3 separate regions of the Homo sapiens genome follow, and all the other regions are linked to region 3. A link is a loop called in an ENCODE intact Hi-C map of the cell type or tissue named here. Cell type or tissue: heart left ventricle. All regions are shown on one strand. Region 1 has its middle 78 kb from the start of DRD5. Region 2 overlaps SLC2A9 (solute carrier family 2 member 9). Region 3 holds the start of LOC124900665 (a long non-coding RNA gene).

Region 1 (2,500 bases), 360 kb before region 3:
AGGCACCCACCATGATGCCTGGCTAATTTTTGTATTTTTGTAGAGATGGGGTTTCACCATGTTGGCCAGGCTGGTCTCGAACTCCTGACCTCAAGTGATCCGCCCGCCTCGGCCTCCCAAAGTGTTGGGATTACAGGCGTAAGCCACTGTACCCGGCGGCTTTCTAAGCTTTGTGAAGAGTGGGTTGACTGAGCAGCCAGGTAGATGTGGGTTCAGATCTCTGCTTCTGTCCCGCTGTGCCAAGTGCTAGGATGGACGCAGGCAGAGAGTGGACAGCAGCACGGTGCCTGCTGCTAGCCATTTCTATGCAAAACCAGATTTCTTGTCCCATCCTGGAGGCCAATTCTAGGCACCTGGGTGGGCCTGGGAACCTGTGAACCAAGTAAACTGACTTGGACACCCCCCACCCCGCCAGGCCTGTCCTAGCAGCCCCACACAAAATGCTCATGTCCTGTCCCCAAACACCGCCATCCTCAAACACGTGTTCTGTTTCCAGGCCGGGCCAGGATCACATGGGAAGCGGAAGCTCATCATGACCAGAAACTGTTTCCCTAAGGAGAGCACTTGGAGATGGCAATGCTGAACCTCACACTGTAGGACTCACACACGACTCCAACAGGATCGTGAGAATCAAGTCACTCTCGTGGGAAGAATTTTTATATGGGAAAGCGGATAAAACTTTCATTGGACTGGAATGTTTGGAGAGTGTTAATTTCCAAATCAGGAACCACAAAGTGCCCTCTAATAAGACATCGGCTATCTAAGCGTGTGGGTGCCCCCTTTCTGCCAGCAGTTCTGGTTCTTAAGAAAATCACCATAAATCAGACATGAAAATTCTGGCTCCGAAAATAGCAATTTCTTTGTGCAAATAAAAACGTGTGTATCAAGTATGATGTTCCCCCAACGTGGACACACTCGGTTCCTCACAAAGCCAAGCCCGCTGCAGCTGTCACATCCCTGGGCTTATGGTGCAGCAGGTGCTTTTTTCAAGACAGGAATCAACATGTTAGGAACACGGCAGAAAGGTGGCACCTGGAGACCAAACGCAGGCTAAGGAGTACTGCAGAGGTCACAGGGAAGTCACAGAACAGTAATACTCTAGCAGGAGCATGGGGCGTGAAGAACAGAAGAAGACAGGAAGCGTTTCTGAGCCTCCAGAGAAGAAATCAGGGCCAACCACAGCTTCCCCGGTCACAGAACCAATTCATTCACCAGGCGGCACCACTGCCGTCATATCAGCTTCTGGCCACTGGGAGGCGCTACTCGAAAGGATTTGCCCTGAGACTCCGAGAAGAAGCTGCGGGAAGGACAGCAGGGGCCCTGGGGTTTTAGCCTCTGGCCCAGGAGTTCTGTGTCCATAACCAAAGGGAGCACAGTCTGCACCCAGCTCTCATCCCATCGGAGCTTCTGCGACTCCCGCAGGTTCTTCCGGAACTGGTTTAGCTTGCCCTCAGGGTCAGGAAAGTTTGAGAAAAGCATCTGCAAAAAAATAAAGAGCAGAGCTTACCTCATTGCCTGTCCCAACCCCATCCCAGGTCACCACCTGGATGACCCCAGGTCCCCGACCCAATAACAACCCCTCCCAAGCCCCTAACTCCCTCACTTGAACTCAAGACCCTTCACGCCCCAGCAGTGCTCCGCCTCCAACTTGACATTATGCTTTCCGGAAACTTCCCCTGGAAACTTACCTGTATGTCCCACTTTCCCACACTTGGTGCCCTGGAGCACCTTCCGGCCTCTACATGCTGTACGTTCCCCTGTGAGCACCCTCCTCTCGGCCTCTGGCCAACACAGTCCCACCCATCTGTGGGTAATGAGTGGCTGTCGGTGTTCTTTTCAGCCTTGCTAAACTGTCTGAATCAAGGATCACAAACTACAGCCTGCAGGCCAAATCCAGCCCACAGCCTGTGTTTCTAAATAAAGTTTTATTGGAACAAAACCACACCCCTTAATCTACAGACGATCTGTGGCTACTTTCACACCACAACAGAGTACCATGGTTGTGACAGAGACTGGGGCACCCAGTCTAAATGACTTCCGACCTGGACCTTTACTGAAAATCCTCCCAGTCACTCTGTTGGCAAGAATGATGTATTACTTTTAGCAATAAGAAACAAGTAACCTTTGCAGAATTCCGCCCATCTTTCAAGGCTGGTCCCAGAAGCTCCCTTTACCTACACACCTACCTGATCCTGATCACTTCCTAAACTGCAGCCCGACCCACCCGGCTCCAGCATCATTTGTGGAGTGTCAGCTCCATAAATCCAGAGGGCAGGAGGGGGTGTGTCCTAACTTTCCCGAGCCTACTGTACCAAAACTGGGCAGCAGAGAGGGCCAGCATCTGTGACCTCTGCTCCCTCCCTAGCTTTTCCACCAGACCCCACATGGTCCCACCCTGGCTGTGAGAAGCAGGGATCAGGGAGCGTGGCTCGGTGCCAGTCTCCAGAACCCTGCCCACCCGGGCGTGGTGGCAGACGTGGCTACCTGCAGCTGAGCTGCC
Region 2 (2,500 bases), 160 kb before region 3:
TATTATGCATATTATATATATAACCTATATAAATATGATATTTTTATATATACATAACTTTGGAAAGTGCAAGGAACTTACCTTATATTGATGCTCTGTGAGGAACAGGGGAGTGGCTTTCACACACTTTGGATTTTGTTTCCATAATTCTGTCAGATGCTGTATTAGTTTCCTATTGCTGCTGTAGCGAGTTACCACAGACTCAGTGGCTTAAAACAACCCAGGTGGATTATCTTATAGTTTTGGAAATCAGAAGTCTAGAATAGATCTTGCAGTGCAAACACGATGGTGTCTGCAGGGCTGGTTCCTTCTGGAGGCTCCAGGGCAGAATCTTGCCTGCTGCAGCTTCTAGAGAACATCTGCATTCCTGGGCGTGTGACCCCTTCCTCACCTTCAAAGCTGGCAATGGCGTCACTCCTGCCTCTGCTTCCACCATCACATCTCCTTCTCTGACTCTGACCCTCCTGCCTCCCCCTTTCACTTACAAGGACCCTGTGATAATATTGGGCTCACCTGGGTAATCCAGGGTTAGCTCCCTATCTCAAGATTAGTCCCACCTGCAACATTCCTTTGTGCCATGTAAGGTAATATATTCCCAGCTTCTGGGAATCATGGTGTGGACATCTTGGGGAGCCATTGTTTTGCCTACCACAGGTGGGAATGGTTATGTCCATTTTACAGATGAGCAAATAAATTCAGATGTGTTGGGCAATGTTCCCAAGACCACTTAGCTGGTAAATGGGTGATCAGGATTTGAATTCAGAGTAGCCTCATCCTAAAGCCAAAGCTGTTTCTCCCCAGAACATTTTTCTATTCCACACTCTCAACCTCATGCTGAATTTAGTTTCATGCCTTTCCAGGAATTGGGGTCAATGCTACCATTTTAAGGACTGTTTCCAATGGACTATTCTGCATCCATCCTTGCATCTCCAGCTCTTTGAGAAGATGAAAGGGGGACAGACTACCCAATGCACTTCACTTCACCTAACTTCTGCTGGCCCTTCAGCTCTCAGGTTCCTGGTCCCTGTCTCCAGGAATCCCTCCCAGAACCCCTTATTTGAGAGGGAAGCTCGTCTCAGTGTTGCATGTGGTAATTGTTTCCAGGTTTGCTTTTCTCTCTAGATCACGGCAACGTCACCTGTGACAGCTGGCACAGTATGAGTGCACCTTAGGTGTCTGTGGAATGGATGAATGCATGCCTGCATGAAAGAATCCACCACCCAAGCTCTGAATCATCACTTCCTGCTCAGAGGAACCTCCCACACAGAGATTCCTGCACCTCTAGAACAGCAAAACATCATTTATCCTTGGGTCATAGTCAACCTCCTCCATTGGACTGTGAGCTCCTACAGGCAGGCACCATGGCAAAGGCCCTCTGTAAGCCCAGCACAGGGCCAACAGCCTGACCATGGGAGGAGCTGGCAAGAGCTTGCTAAATGGCGGGGTACCAACTGGCCATGGTCCAGATGACTGAGATCCACTGGGTCCAAACTTAAAGGCAGTGGCAGGAGTGCTCTCCAGAGGCTGAGACTCTGAGTTCTGATTTTAGAAAGGACTCTTCCTTCCCTTCCAGGACTGTGAAGTCATTTACCCTCCTTTCTGGGGTTTCCAAGGAATACTTTGCCCAAAATTGTCAGCTTTTAAGGAAGATGATCTGCCTGCCAGAGCATCGGGATGAGAAGGAGTGGCTTCTGGAGTCTGGAATGAATAAGAATGGCTTCCCGTGAAGTCTTCTTGCACCAAGGGAAGAAGTGTAGCCACTTCCTCAGTGTGCCCCTCTTTCAAACAATGGCAGTCATTGGACTTTCAGGCATGATGTGAGCATTCATGAGGTCCCATGTAGAACACTTTGGGGTGTCGGTGGCAGGGACAGTAGGGGCCCCATGATGTTCTCTTTCCCCACTCTCTTGGGTTCTGAGCCAGCTGACTGTGTGACCCAGAGTAAGTCACTCCTTTTGGTCTTAGTTTCCTCAACTGTCAAAAGATAGCAAGACCCCCTGTAAAATCCTGCTCTCCACAAGGATGTCCATCGTAGCCTTATGTAAAATCACACATTATGGAAATCTACCTAAATAGGACAAGAATAGTTACCACTTACTGGGTGTATACCATTTGCCAGCCACTGCTGGAATCACTTAATGTATATTCATTGGTACAATCCTCAGCCCATCCCTATGAAGCAGGGATGATGGCTTTTAGAAGTGGGGAAACTGAGTCACAGAGATGCTGAATAACTTACTTGGGGGTCACGCGGCTAATAAAAAGACACAGAGCTGGGACTGGAACCCAGAAAGCATGGCACTGCCATCAGGTTCCGAGCAGAGACATTCAACAACCTCACCCGCAGACAATGGTTAAGGAAATTATCATACAGAAAATTACTGGAGAAGGATAAATCGTTCAGCACTAGTGTTAATTCAGGGAAGGTGATGATCTACATGATTTTCTGCATATATGATACACTTCAACAAAAAAATAATAAATAAGAAAATGGAGAGTC
Region 3 (2,500 bases):
TATGATCCAGTAATCCCACTACTGGGTATATATCCAAAGGAAAGGCAGGGAAATCCATTTCCCAAAGAGTTGTCTGCACTCCCATGTGTATTGCAGCACTATTCACAATAGCCAAGATATGGAATCAACCTGTGTCCATCAACAAATGAGTGGATGAAGAAAGTGTACATACACCTCGGAATACAAATTTGACCACGAGAAAGAATACAATCCTGTCATTTGTGGCAATGTAGCTGAGCTGAAGGAAATCCGTATTTTTATAAGTCGTTACAGATAGGGGTGGTCTTGGACCACACTTTGAGAAATGCTTCTTGGATAAAAGCCCCATTATATGGACAAATATATTTCCTTTAGTCCTCAGTTCAAGTAGAGAAGGGCTTGTTTATACGGAGATACCAGCTAAGTGATTTGGGGAAGTGGGGAGAATGAGAAATCAACTGAGTGCCACCCATTAGCACCCCTTCGGAACAAATTATTGCAATTTACCTCTTTTGCCCAAGAGAAAGAAGCTGAGAACAGAGAAGCTTTGATAGGATTTGATAGGGAGAGTGAGGCGCCAGGCCACCGTGTCCAGTTAACCAAGCCTCCTCCCACCCTGGCCATGAGCTAGAATAATGCTCATGTATTTGCTGGTTAAAGGAGATGGCTTGGGGACCTGGGTTATCCCTGCAGGGAGCAACTATCTCCTCTGCTCATCTTAAACAAGATAATTGCAAAGCGGTTCCCTGCCAGCCCATCCTCTTAACAAAGAAGGTGAGATAAAAGAGATGGCATTCCTCCTGCTGGGCCCAGCAGGCTTGACAACCAGTGCCAGTCATGGGGAAAATGTCCCTTTCAGCCAACTCGAGATCTTTCAAAACAGACCCAGGCAGTTTCTTTGAGGGCTGAAAGCCAGGAAACGGGTTCCTGTTGGCCGAGGCTTGGAAGGAGGGCCTGCCTGGTCCGTTGGCCCATACCAGGCTTCCTTAGCGCCTCTGCTAGGAGCCAGTTATCCTGCAGGCTGACTCAGCCTCTGCCCAGCCATGATCTGAAGCTGCTCTCTGCTGTTTTAAGCTGAGCACTGCAACCAGGGACCTCAGACACCAGAGACAATGCAGGCCTCCAGAAAGCAGGAGAAGGACTTCTAAATCAAGGCTGGCAGGAGGAATGGGAAATGGGCATTCAAGGACATGGCAGTATGCTATGCTCTGTACATCAGGACCTCATGGAAACCAGAAAGGTAGGATGATAATTCCTATCCATGCCAGGCTGGACCTCATGTCCCTCATCGGGCTCCCACAGCTGTGTGAGCATTCTTTACCAACGTGGCACTTCTGGAATCCCTTGTTTACCTTCTTCTCCACTGCTCTATAAATGTAGTGAAATTTCCAGGTGTGGTGGCTCATGTCTGTAGTCCCAGCACTTTGGGAGGCCGAGGTGGAAGGATCACTTGAGCCCAGGAGTTTGAGGCTGCAGTGAGCTATGATGGCACCACTGCACTTCAGCCCAGGTGACAGAGTGAGACCCTGTCTTTAAAAAATAAAATAAATGCAGTGACACAAGACAACCTATGTCTGTTTTATTCTCAAAGCTGCGTGTGTCCCCAAAGCCAAGTGAGGTGTCTGGGCCTAGTTAATGACCAATGAACATTGGCTCTGAAGGAGTGAAATTACACCACTCGGGCATATTGACACTAAGTTAAAGCCACTTGAAAAACAGCAGGTGTGGCCGGGCGCGGTGGCTCATACCTGTAATTCCAGCACTTTGGGAGGCCGAGGCGGGAGGATCACGAGGTCAGGAGATCGAGACCATCCTGGCTAATATGGTGAAACCCTGTCTCTACTAAAGATACAAAAAAAAAAAAAAAAAAATTAGCCTGGCGGGGTGGTGGGCGCCTATAGTCCTAGCTACTCGGGAGGCTGAGGCAGGAGAATGGCGTGAACCCGGAAGGCAGAGCTTGCAGTGAGCGGAGATCGCTTTACTGCACTCCAGCCTGGGTGACAGAGCAAGACTCCGTCTCGAAAAAAAAAACAAGAAAAAGAAAAATAGCAGATGCAAGAAGATCACTCTGACCTTCATGCCATTTGTTAAAAGCAAAAGATGAGATCCCTATGTGAAAGATGCAACAGTCTTATTCTCAAAGATGAGAAGCTAAGATGGAAAGAATTCTGTACCAACCTTGTGCAAATAACTCTTACCTTTTAAGCCTCCCCACATCATTTAGTTGCTTCTTCACAACTTACTATTATTTGTCCAATTCAGTATATCTGACTACTTCTTCAGGACTTTATTTCCTTATGAGGGTACCTGTGCTACATAAAACTTGTATTTAAAAATGTGCATGCTTTCCTCCTGTTCATCTGTCTTATGTCAGTTAAATTCTCCAGCACAAGCAGGACCCTAAGAGTATGGAAGTGGAATTTTGCTGCCCCTACAGTTGATTACATGAGTGAATAAATGATTGAGTGAATTTTGAATTATAACGAAGAAGCTAAATATCTCAGTCATGGTTTTTCTTCCT

The links. Hi-C counts contacts between places; a loop is a spot of excess contacts. Peaks named below come from ENCODE experiments on the same cell type or tissue, not always from the same donor. Only the 100,000 strongest peaks of a DNase experiment are listed, where the experiment ranks them.
Region 1: a loop joins it to region 3, with 8 times the contacts of the local background. A loop is called at or near these places in 11 of 110 quality-filtered maps.
Region 2: a loop joins it to region 3, with 2.4 times the contacts of the local background. A loop is called at or near these places in 8 of 110 quality-filtered maps.

What each region holds. Positions count from the first base shown.
Region 1 is chr4:9,702,400-9,704,899 of GRCh38, forward strand. It overlaps the pseudogene FAM86MP and the pseudogene ALG1L3P. Among named protein-coding and RNA genes, the nearest start is that of DRD5, 78 kb to the right of the region's middle. RefSeq lists an enhancer at 1,056-1,115. In heart left ventricle, a CTCF peak has its summit at 1,246 (motif pointing right); a DNase peak (open chromatin) is centred at 1,238.
Region 2 is chr4:9,903,975-9,906,474 of GRCh38, forward strand. The region is part of intron 8 of SLC2A9 (solute carrier family 2 member 9); the gene reads right to left. Among named protein-coding and RNA genes, the nearest start is that of SLC2A9-AS1, 83 kb to the right of the region's middle. In heart left ventricle, no CTCF peak of the experiment used is centred here; a DNase peak (open chromatin) is centred at 1,407.
Region 3 is chr4:10,062,876-10,065,375 of GRCh38, forward strand. LOC124900665 (a long non-coding RNA gene) reads left to right here and starts at 1,139. Exons shown (of 2, transcript XR_007058029.1): 1 at 1,139-1,219. RefSeq lists an enhancer at 468-1,082. In heart left ventricle, a CTCF peak has its summit at 1,058; a DNase peak (open chromatin) is centred at 986.